Linked DNA regions of Mus musculus: all the other regions are linked to region 2. Evidence: chromatin loops called from intact Hi-C (ENCODE). Cell type or tissue: left cerebral cortex. All regions are shown on one strand.

Region 1 (4,000 bases), 350 kb after region 2:
AGAACTGGCCCAATTCTATGGCACAGGGAAGAAGGGAAGAAGTACAGATGGGGTATATATTTAAACTGCCTGAAATAACTTCACATTTGAATGTAGCTGAACAAACATATCATGGAAAAATATGAAACAGAAATCTAAGAGGTTAAAACATTTCACAAATGCCCCGTACTCCGGTGGGTTTTAAATCAGTCTTGCTACACAGACGACACCGAAGTCACACTTTTTTTTTTTTTTTAAGTGAAAGCAACCAAATGTTTAAAGAGAGAAATAGACACATTCGTACATCAAATTTTTAGCAAGCAGAATACAAATGTTAAACCCACTGTTGGATTGATATAATGTTAGTGCTGAAATAAACAAGAGCAGTGCAAAAAAAAAAAAAAAAAAAAGGTAACACCTCAGCAAGGTTACTCAAAGCCAAAAACATGAAAGGATGTCAAAATTTTGCAAATTCAGAAAATAAAGTACAAATGATTATAACACAGTGACTGAGCTGAGTTTATTTTGGAGTGTAAAGGTAGGCCAACATGAAAGCACACGGTGTCGTAACATACAGTGACTGAGTTGAGTTTATTTTGGAATGTAAAGTTAGGTCAACATGAAAGTACACAGGATTATAACACACAGTGACTGAGCTGAGCTTATTTTGGAATGTAAAGTTAGATCAAGGCTAGTAGCTATGGAAAAGAAATCCTTAGTCCAGTTTGAAGCATAACTTATGTCTGTCTCATGAAATTCTCTCCTGCATGGCAATCCAAGTGACTCACTGGCATTTAGAATGCAGAATATGTCACAGGCCAAGAAGCACGGATCCCTGGACTCCAGGAGGAGTAAGAGTGCTTGGAAAGGAAGCAGGCACACAGAGGAAATGTGCCTCATGCCAATGTGCCTCAACGAGACATTTATGAAAGTTCAAACTAAGGGGTAAGAGATATGCACACAGGGAGAGGATCTTTGCCTGTCAGAATGCCCATCAGAAGTAGGAATTTTGAATGGGATCTTGGGAAAGACATCCCCATCTCTTGCTCATTTAATCAATACTTAAATGAGTACATAACTTTCATGAAAATTTGAACATAGATCTGAGTAAAATAAGGCAATCACCTCATAATTATTTCGGATATGTTATTGCTCAATAATTAATTAGCCATCATCCTCTCAGCCTAAAACATTCCTAACAATATACCCTCGACTACTTACAAAAAAATGTATGGCCACGTCATTTGGGAGCACTCTTCTATGCCTATTACTACTGAGGATTGGCTCCATTCTTTAAGTTGCTTTCCAGAAACTCCCAGTTAAATGCTGCAAGAAACATAACACCTGAAGCAGAGAGAGCTATTGGTTTATTAAATCATGCTGTAGCAAATACTTCATGTTCATGTCATTAATCCCTTTCTTCCTTATCAATTACTTATCATTCCTTCCTGCTCACCACCTACTGGAATGATGAGGTGATGGTATAGAAATTTATGCGTACCATAATTCTCTGCCATGATCTGCAACTCCTTACTTATAAGAACTTATAGGCTTGACAATGATAAGAAGGGCATATCTTAAACAGCTTACTGGTAAAGAGCCTGCAGCAACAGTTCTCAGTCTGTCTTGCAGGTGGATGGATCTTCAAAAGGACAAGGAGTTTGTGTTTTATATACAAATTCCACACACTCCTCACAAAGAAGACTATACCCACCGCTGGTTGTACACTCAACAGTCTGAACTCGCTGTAATCAATCAGTGTTGATTAGTTGTTTCTCAGCCACTAAATATTTTAACTGGCTCTGTGTATTGTGCTCAAACGGTTTCTCTTTTAGAAACTGCAAGCCTTAACCCAACCCTATTACTAATGTTACTCCCTTCAAAGAGACAACCAGTCTCAACATTTTCATAACTCATATTCATGCTCAATCTAATCTGCCAGGCCCATTAATATTTGATAATGCTCGAACCTATGCACTGACCTATTCCCTACCTCTAATACTTTATTTTTAGGCTGCTCAAAAATCTCTGGTACTTCATCAAATACAGGTATAATCTTTTTACCTAGGGAGCAGGCTCGACAGACCATCACGTTCTTCTTTCACACTGCCGCCATCTGCTGGCATAATTAATGCTCGAGAGTTGAAACCTAACACCATTAGGCAAACAGACATTACTCATATCTTAGAATTTGGACGTTTAAAATATGTCCGTGTAACAGTTGATACTTTTTCTAATATGATGTGTTGCTTCTGCTTACAAGGGTGAAGCAACCTCAGATACCATTATCATTTATTATATATGTTTCCTTTCCAGGACTCCCATTACAACTAAAATCTGATAACGGTCCTATTTATAAAGGCAAATGGCTTAAGAAATTTTGTTACTTATGGAATATTAATGGAGGATATTGTGGATGGACTAATCTAGTTGATCAGCCCGGTGTAATAGTGTGGATTTTAGCATAATTAATCACTCTTTAGAAAGCTTTGTTAGTGGAAATTATAGTTGTATAAAGATAAAAAATACTGTCTGTCATACTGCTTACCAAAGTTGATATTGTTGCAAAATAGCACTATCTGTTGCCAGTGATTTATAAAACAAACTCTGGCTTCATTTGGTGTCTGACAGCTAACAAGAGTAATCTTTTTGCATCAGAAGATACCCATCTATTCCTGGAATATATATAATATATATATAATAATAATTATATATATATATATATATATAGCATAGGAGTTACTCATATGCATTAGAATCCATCTGCACCAGGATCCCCTGATATTCCTGTCAATGCTGTTTTTTAATCACATTGAATATGCTTTACATGTTATCTTAAATTATATATAACTTATATCTCTCCTGATTGTAATCCCACCTCTAACCATACCCTTCCCTCTGGCAAACAACTGCCTTTGGGATGGATCTGTGTGAATGGTGTTATGTGGGATAGGCCATATTACATCCATTTTTCCAGGAAAGCTTTACAATTGATCAGCAGAATTAAGAGACTTCCCTCCAAGTTGCATCTATGGGACCCTGTAATAGTTGCATCCACAGCAGCTTTCTTATTACCAATCACAGGAATGATTCCTGGAATACAGAGAGTGGCCTGTATAATTACTATAGTATATAATTAGTAGTAAAACTACTAATATTATAGCAAAAATATTATCAGAAATTAACCCAGAGATGGTTGAATTTAGAGTCACAGTTTTACAAAATAAAGCTACTATAGATAATTTGTTGCTGGAGCATTATTTTGGTTGTCAACAATTTCCTGACATGTTTCTTTATTGTGTTAGATTTCTCTCACATTACAGAAGGTCAAATTCATGATTTGCATAAAGAGATAAAATCTCTCAAGTGACCTCTGAATACCCATCATGTTAAGATGGCTTTGCCCTTTCCTTGATTCTCTGTTAGCTATTATTATAATTATTTTATCCTTGCCTGTGTTAGTTAGTTATACCAGCCATGAAGGTAATGCATTCAACCTTGGACTCTATTACAACCATAATTTTTCTTTAAAAAGTAAAAACGAGGGAGATATAGGCGGCCCAGAGGTCCTTGTGCTCACAGATAAGCACCTGGGGAGTCTGGAGTGCTAAACACAGGATTGATCCTTCGAAAGAAGGAAGTCATAACCCGTTAGCTGCCCAGAAGGCTGGCAGCAGACACGGTCAATAGCCTAATGACCTTTGTACTGTCTGTGAGTCTGAGACCCCACAGGACCCTCCCCCAGACCCTTATCATAAGCTTGTTTTTCTCAATCCATAGAGCCTATTTTCTTTTTGGAAGGCATCATATGCACTTTACACAGATTTCCATTGCAGGCACATTTATTTATGTGTAGGGCATTCATATGCCTAAAATAAACCACTTGGGGGTAAAACGCCCAAAGTTTGAACCAATATCGGCTGCTTAATTGTGTTGAACCAAACTACCTTCTCGGCTCCTATGGACCATACTCTGCAGGCTATGGCGGTCTCAGAGACCCCCTGCACGAAGACTGGGAAGA
Region 2 (4,000 bases):
GGCCAGGCCAATCCTCACTCCAACAGGCTATTACCTTTACCTCAGTCATCCTCTCTAGATCCCTATCTTGAACATTGTTTTTGAGTCAACAGAACTCATCTTTATGGAAGAGACCATGTATTCTTTATAGAGAGTTACAATATAAATTGTTCTTAAACTTTTTTTTACATGTATGATTGAGTTAACTATTATCAGAATTTTTTTCTCACCAAATTGTGCCCTGCTTAAGTATGGCTAAAATAAACTGCTTGGTGTCAGACTCTAGAAATTGGAACCAACACTGGCTAACTATGTCACTTTGAATTGGATTTTCTTCTTGCCTCATGCAGATCAATTCTGCTGGACCCAGTGGCCTCAGGGATCCCCACACTCATCGACATGGGAAAAGGGGCTGTAAGGAGAGGGGATATGGTAGTGGGAAGAAGATAAGAGAGAGTGTGGGCTTGAGAGTAATCAGAATACACTGCATACATGAAATCAGCTAAGGTCAAATTTCATTAATAAAAGTACAAAAGATGCAATTATTATACTGTTTAAAGGTTTTGCATATAGAAAGGGCATGGGAATATTTTTGGATTTATAGGCTTTGTTTTCAGTATAATCATCTAACACTGATTTTAACAGGTTTTTTGAGATTTATTTCCCATACATAATGTATATGCTTAATATTTACACTGTAATGTTTCAGTATATTCACAATTCTGTATATTTATCACTTTAGAACATTTTTTTCACCTCATTTCATTTCATGCCCATTTGCAGTCACCATCCTGACTGTCATTTTCAGACACCCATTGATGTAATTTTGTCTCTTTGGACACTTCACAGTAAGGCACTCCACAGCACGCACAACCCTTTGCATGCAAGCTACTTTTTCTTTGCTCAGTTCTTCTAGGGTTTGTCCTTGGTGGCATACTTCAGCTTGCTGCTCTTTTACATGATTGACAAGGTTCTCTTTCATGAATAGATTAAATCTGCATCCATGCAGTTACTGATGGTCATTTGGCTTATCCCCACAGTTTGCCAGCTATGAGTAAGGATGCCTTGAACCATTGATAGCTTTGGTATGTGAATATTGACTTCTGTATTTTCAAGGAAATGTGGGTAAGATATGTTAATGAAGCTAATAATGTTTAGTACATACCTGAAAAACCTGGATACACAGGCATTTTGTATAAATGATACGGACTTACATAGAATCTGAAAATGACAAAAGAAAAGAAATCTGCTATTCAAATTCTTCACACTAGTGCCCACCATGGAAGGTGTTTGTGTAACCTGCTATTGCAATTATTTTGCCAGAAATTTTGATGAGTCAAAATGAGTAGAACCTATAGGAGCTAAGCTTGTTGTTAGATCCTGACCAGGGGAGATTTATATTTCTCCTTTGTCTTCCAGGATTCTACAAGCCCCTGCCTCCAGTCTGAGAGGATGACACACAATAAGGGGGTTGGGTGAGTGAAAGAACTATGTGTGTTTTCTAGGGGGTTGCCTCTGCTCAGCTCCGGGATAATTTCATCTGAAGCATTTGGGGATCAGTGTTTCCAGGTATCTGAGTTCCTTTATAAGATAAAATGATAGGTTTTCCTGCTTATTAAAAACATTGTCAGTACAAGAACTGCACATGATTAAACCAGACAACAGTCCAGCCCAGAGAGGGAGAGCCTTGTGTGCTCCCACCCCTAGCAGAAAGGCGGCGATCACTGACAGCTGCTGAGGAAGGAGAGTCAGTCTTCTTTAGTTTCCTTTTCTGCTCAAAGATTTCTGCTTGATTTTCTGTTTTATTATGGATTTAGGGCTCAAATCCAGAGCTTGCTTTGCGCATAGTCCGCAAATCCTCTGCCCCTGAACTGCAACCCAGCCCTTCCGTTTGACTTTTGAATTATTTCTGGCTCTCTAAGTTGTTGTTGTTGGTGGTGGTTAGGTTTCTGCATTATATCTGTACTGTCTGTATTTGTTGACTCATTTCTTTTAAACATTTATTTAAAATTCTCCATCCAAGTGTTTGCTCCATCGATTCCTTTATGGGGAGGAGAAGTTGAGTTTCCATGAACGCTCTTTGTGTGCATTGCTGGGCAACATCATTTATGAACTGAAGATCTAGGTGGTTATTCCAGCCTTTCAGATCTGACTTTGTGATTGTTCTTGCAGACATTGAAAGCAGGATTTTTGCATTCTCTGAGTCTGGAGCCACCTTTGCCTATTCAGCACTAGATGGCAGGCTAAGCCCAGGTTAGCCAAATGCACAGTACTGGTGTGTGTCAGTGTTTCAGAGGCAGAGGGTGACACAAGGCCAGAGAGATCTACAAACTTCAGCTGCTGTGTTGTTCAGCAAGTGTGAGCAGAGTCCCAAGAAGGTTGCTTTCATGCTACAATCCTCTCCGTATCCCAGTAAGTGCCTCATTTGTAACCAGTGGGTCTGTGATGAGAAGCAAGTAATTCCACTGGCTCTAGGTAGACTAACCAGAGCAAGACAAGGCTCTGGTCATATGCGACACCGATGGCCACAAACACCACAACTGAAGCACAGCCTACACTGAATCTGGTCCCTTGAGACCATTGGAGGTCGAGATAAGTCCAGTGCACACACTGGCGTGAGCTGCTGTCCTGAGTTCCAAGGTAAAGGCTTGTGATTACAGCACGATTCTGCTCTAGAAACTGAAACCTCGGACTCTGAGGAGTTGGGTACTGTGATGAATCAATGCTTTTGCCACCTAGTCTGACCCTACCTGGGATGTACAAATAAGAAAATTTCTTGAATTTGTTCCATGTTATTTCCATAGTATAAAATAAACTAGTAATGTCATTAGCAAAAAGTGGGAAATTCCAAAATAAAAGGATGGATTCTATAATCACATTTATGAGTAATGTATTCCAATAGTAAACATCAATTAATTTACAGTAACCTAATACTAAATAATTTTCTGCTCTTGTTTGCTCTCCTACCTGGAGTCTGTGCCTCTCCCTAGCACCTTCCACAGAGCCCCCTTCACATCCTTGTTCCTCAACGTATAGATCAGAGGGTTGAGCATGGGGGTGATTACAGTATAAAAAAGGGCAACAAACTTCCCCTCACTATCAGAATACCTGTGGACAGGTTGGAGGTACGTGGAGATGGCTGAGCCATAAAACATGGCAACCACAATGAGATGAGATGCACATGTCCCAAAAGCCTTTCTGCGACCAGCCATTGACCTGATGTTCAGCACTGCCCTGGCAATGTGAGCATAGGAGCCTAGAATTAGCAGTAAAGGACACACTAAGATTATGACCCGGGCCACAAACAAATTGACCTCTGTTCCTCCTGTGTCCTCACAGGCCATCTTCAGGAGAACAGGTAGCTCACAGAAGAAGTGATTCAGTTGGTGTCCACAGAGAGGCATGGTCATCACAAGGCTTGTCTGGATCAGAGAGTTCACAAGGCCCCCTACCCAGGAGAATACAACCAATGCTCTGCAGAGAACAGGGTGCATAATGGTTGTGTAGTGGAGTGGGCGACACACAGCAGCATAGCGATCTATAGCCATTGCCACCAAAAGCACACACTCAATGCCTCCCAGTGAGAGCATTATGAAGAGCTGGGCCACACACCTTCCAAAGCTGATGGTCCTGTCAAGTCCAGAGAGGTTGACCAGAAGCTGGGGCACAGTGCTGGCAGTGTAGCAGAGGTCCAGGAAGGAGAGGTGGCAGAGGAAGTAGTACATGGGTGTGTGCAGGCGGAGGTCCAGTTGAGACAGAATGATGATCACGGTGTTGCCAAAGAGAGTCAGAGAGTAGAACATAGAAATGAAAGCAAAAAGGATGGGTTCTAGATGAGGCCAGTCTGAGAAGCCCACTAAAATGAAGCCCTCTTCTGAACTGGTGTTCAAATAGTCCATATTTTCCCACCTGCACAAACAGAAGACAACTGAATGCTTCCTATGAAAAACATGAACTATTTTTTAGATACTTCATAAATTACACATTTTATTAGATATTTTCTTTATTTGCATTTCAAATG
Region 3 (4,000 bases), 270 kb after region 2:
GCTGGAGTTGCTGGCAGTTGTCAACCACCCAACGTGATGCTGGGAAGGGAACTTGGACCTCTGCAAGACCAGTCCATACTCTTAACCACTGAGCCAACTCTCCAGTTCCCGTGATAGCTGTCTTAGAATTCTTGCAGAGAAGTAGTGAAAGACAGAAATGTTGCTAGTGATTAAAGTGCAGGGACTATCTTTACCACATTGTCTGTAATGCGTATACATTTTACAATTAGGAAAAAAGATGGAGGTGCAGGGGAAAGGACAGGTGCTCCTCCTTGGGCTTTGAAGGTATGAAAACCTCCTGATATCAAGGTCTGCTGGGTACCCAGACCTCTAGGATTCAGCATAAGCCTTCCAGTAAAACAAAGCTTCGAGGGACCCCAGGAGTCTGTGGTTAGAAGTTAGCATTATCTTACTTTGAATTGTGTGCATTTCTTGCCCCCCTAAGGGGAACCCACATTCCAACTGAATGATAGGATTCCATCAATACAGTTTTTAACCTCCACTTTGATCAATTTTTACACTATGTGGTGATAAAGGGTGGAAGGCAGAAATTGTTTCCAGGCGAACACACAGGTACACTGACCTCCCTGCCCCACAGTGGGGTAGCCTGTGCTTCCAAAAGGAGACAGCCTGTTCTGAGCTGACAACAGGATTTGGGGGAGAGAGAATACAGACGAAAGCATAAACTAGTGAAGGGAACTGGGTGGATACTAGTGTTCTCCCCTGTGCAAAAAGAGACTAGACATGTAGGCGGCCCTCTTACCACCAGATCACAGACTATTCTCTTCTTCCTGCTGGCTCACTGTGTGCTCAGCACAGCGACAAACAATTCCATCTTACTTCTTCCTGACAGGTTTGTCACAATAAATCTTGGAAGTTCTAAACTACAATAACTTTATTCACTTTATTCCCCAGAGAAAGAATTGTTCCTATTCTTGCATACCAACAAATGCAGGGACACAACAGATCAACTCAATGTCTGTGAAACGTGTTTGCTTGCAGAAAGTGTGTAGCTTCCTGCCTGTGTCTTTCTAGTCAATGGCTTCTAAGTGATAGGACTAGGGCCTTTTTTTTTTTGCTCTTAACTTTGTGAGAAGAAGAAAGTATTTTTAAAGTATTTTAGAATAGCAATCATAGAGAACTTACTAATTTGCAACAGAGCCAAAGTTGATAGGCTGAAAAATATCAAGAGTAAACCATATGAAAAGTTCTAGAAGGTATGACATGTACATAAGACAAATGGAGGGAGGGGCAAGAAGGACGAACTGAGGGAGAAGGGAATGAACCTAAGGAAAAACAGGTATCGGCTCCGCTAGGGAAGAAAGGTACTGACTTCAATGTGTGGCCATCTGACTGAGTTGTTGAGCTGCCAGACCAGGAGAGGAGATGGGCAGCTATTGTTAGAGATGGAAGCCCTGGGGGCGGGACATCAGTATCTTCAGCAGTTTCAGAAACTCTGAGTCTAGTCAATTCAACCAAACCTCAAGAGACCTTGCAAATTCCCGCCTAGTGCAATTTTTTCAAATTACCACGAGAGGGCACTCCTGCCTAATGAAGACCAAAGTCCAACTACACACTTGTTTCATATGGAAGGAGTTACAGAGACAAAGTTTGGAGCTGTGACGAAAGGATGGGCCATCTAGAGACTGCCAAATCCGGGGATCCATCCCATAATCAGCTTCCAAATGCTGACACCATTGTATACACTAGCAAGATTTTGCTGAAAGGACCCAGATATAGCTGTCTCTTGTGAGACTAGGCTGGGGCCTAGCAAACACAGAAGTGGATGCTCACAGTCAGCTAATGGATGGATCACAGGGCCCCCAATGGAGGAGCTAGAGAAAGTACCCAAGGAGCTAAAGGGATCTGCAACCCTATAGGTGGAACAACATTATGAACTAACCAGTACCCTGGAGCTCTTGACTCTAGCTGCATATGTATCAAAAGATGGCCTAGTCGGCCATCACTGGAAAGAGAGGCCCATTGGACTTGCAAACTTTATATGCCCAGTACAGGGGAACACCAGGGCCAAAAAGTGGGAGTGGGTGGGTAGGGGAGTGGGGGGGAGGGTATGGGGGACTTTTGGGATAGCATTGGAAATGTAAATGAGGAAAATACCTAATAAAAATATTTTAAAAATTAAATCTAGGAAGTGAAATTATGAATGAATTTCATTTGCTTCTAATTTTCTACATTTCACAGTTGTATTGAAACTAACACATTGCTTCATGGTTACTAAAATATTTATAAATAAAGAACTGATGAAAAGTAGCGCCCCACCATCATCCAATCAAATGGGGTGAAGATCTGGATAGACACTACCTCAAAGGAGACTCACGTGACCAGCAGATACTTCAAACTGTTTGAAATGTCAATATCTGTAGCCAGCAGGAAATGCAAAGTAAAACTGCTTTGATGTCCTATCTCATCCCAGTCGAAAGGGCTATCGCCAGGAAAACAAATGCTGGGGATGGTGTGGGAACATGTGTCTTATACTGCACTATTTATTGAAAATAGAACTAAGTGCTAGAGAGATGGCTCAGTGGTTAAGAGCACTGACTGCTCTCCCAGAGGTCCTGAGTTCAAATCCCAGCATGACATGGTGACTCACAACCATCTGTAATGTGATCTGATGCCCTCTTTTGGTGTGTCTGAAGAGAGCTACAGTGTACTTATATATAATAAATATATTTTTAAAAAAAGAGTTAGGGAAATAGAATATAAAATATGACTCAGCTGTGCCACTCCTGCATATATATCTGAAGGATTCTGGGTCTACATACCTCACAGATACCAGTACGCCTACATTGTTGATGTCTACAAGAGCTGAGAAATGCAGCCGCCTGGATGTCCATCAGGCAGATCAACACCTAAGGGACATGTGGTGTGCGCATACAATGGAATTTCTTTAGTTGTAAGAAAAAAAATCAAATCATAACACTCAGGGTGAAGTAAAGAGATCCGGAGATTGTTTTGCTACACGAAATGAGCCAGACTCAGAAAGACAAATACCGTCTTTCCTCTCATGTAGAACATTGATTTAAGTGTGCGCATGCGTGTGTTGAAAGAAAGACGACCATGACCTGAGAAAAGAGGAAGAGATCTTAGAGGCAGAAGTGAGGGTAACAGTATAAGGCAGTGGTTCTTGGCATTTCCTAGTGCCACGACCCTTTAACAGCTCCTCATATGGTGGTGACCCCCAACCATTAAATTATTTTTGTTGCTACTTCATATCTCTAATTTTGCTACTGCTATGAATCATAACGTAAATATCTGATCTGCAGGATATTTGATATGCGACCCTGCGAAAGGGGCCGTTCGCCTGTGTGTGCATGCACGTATACACACACACACACTCACACTCACACGAGGGTCGAGACCCAGAAGTTGAGAACCGCTGGACTCAGCGCCCACAAAAGAAGAAAGGAGAGTGGTTTGGAAGAGGGTGGGGTTCTTTTGTGATTGGGTTACCTCACTCAGGATGATGCCCTCCAGGTCCAACCATTTGGCTAGGAATTTCATAAATTCATTCTTTTTAATAGCTGAGTAGTACTCCATTGTGTAAATGTACCACATTTTCTGTATCCATTCCTCTGTTGAGGGGCATCTGGGTTCTTTCCAGCTTCTGGCTATTATAAATAAGGCTGCTATGAACATAGTGGAGCATTTGTCCTTCTTACCGGTTGGGACATCTTCTGGATATATACCCAGGAGAGGTATTGCTGGATCCTCCGGTAGTACTATGTCCAATTTTCTGAGGAACCGCCAGACTGATTTCCAGAGTGGTTGTACAAGCCTGCAATCCCACCAACAATGGAGGAGTGTTCCTCTTTCTCCACATCCACGCCAGCATCTGCTGTCACCTGAATTTTGGAGGAGCTAGAGAAAGTATCCAAGGAGCTAAAGAGATCTGCAACCCTATCGGTGGAACAACATTATGAACTAACCAGTACCCCAGAGCTCTTGACTCTAGCTGCATATATATCAAAAGATGGCCTAG

What was found. Peaks named below come from ENCODE experiments on the same cell type or tissue, not always from the same donor. Only the 100,000 strongest peaks of a DNase experiment are listed, where the experiment ranks them.
Region 1: it touches region 2 in a loop (6-fold over the local background); 9 of 42 quality-filtered maps call a loop at or near these places.
Region 3: it touches region 2 in a loop (3-fold over the local background); 6 of 42 quality-filtered maps call a loop at or near these places.

Annotation. Positions count from the first base shown.
Region 1 is chr11:49,188,028-49,192,027 of GRCm38, reverse strand. No RefSeq gene overlaps it. Among named protein-coding and RNA genes, the nearest start is that of Btnl9, 2.9 kb to the right of the region's middle. In left cerebral cortex, a CTCF peak has its summit at 2,101 (motif pointing left); DNase peaks (open chromatin) are centred at 30, 730 and 2,093.
Region 2 is chr11:49,535,065-49,539,064 of GRCm38, reverse strand. It overlaps Olfr1382 (olfactory receptor 1382), which reads right to left and starts at 3,878. Exons shown (of 1, transcript NM_001011790.1): 1 at 2,943-3,878. The coding sequence starts at 3,878. The coding sequence ends at 2,943. In left cerebral cortex, a CTCF peak has its summit at 2,200 (motif pointing right); DNase peaks (open chromatin) are centred at 1,799 and 2,227.
Region 3 is chr11:49,269,034-49,273,033 of GRCm38, reverse strand. It overlaps a transcript of Olfr1393 not described here. Among named protein-coding and RNA genes, the nearest start is that of Olfr1393, 9.1 kb to the left of the region's middle. In left cerebral cortex, a CTCF peak has its summit at 1,528 (motif pointing right); a DNase peak (open chromatin) is centred at 1,527.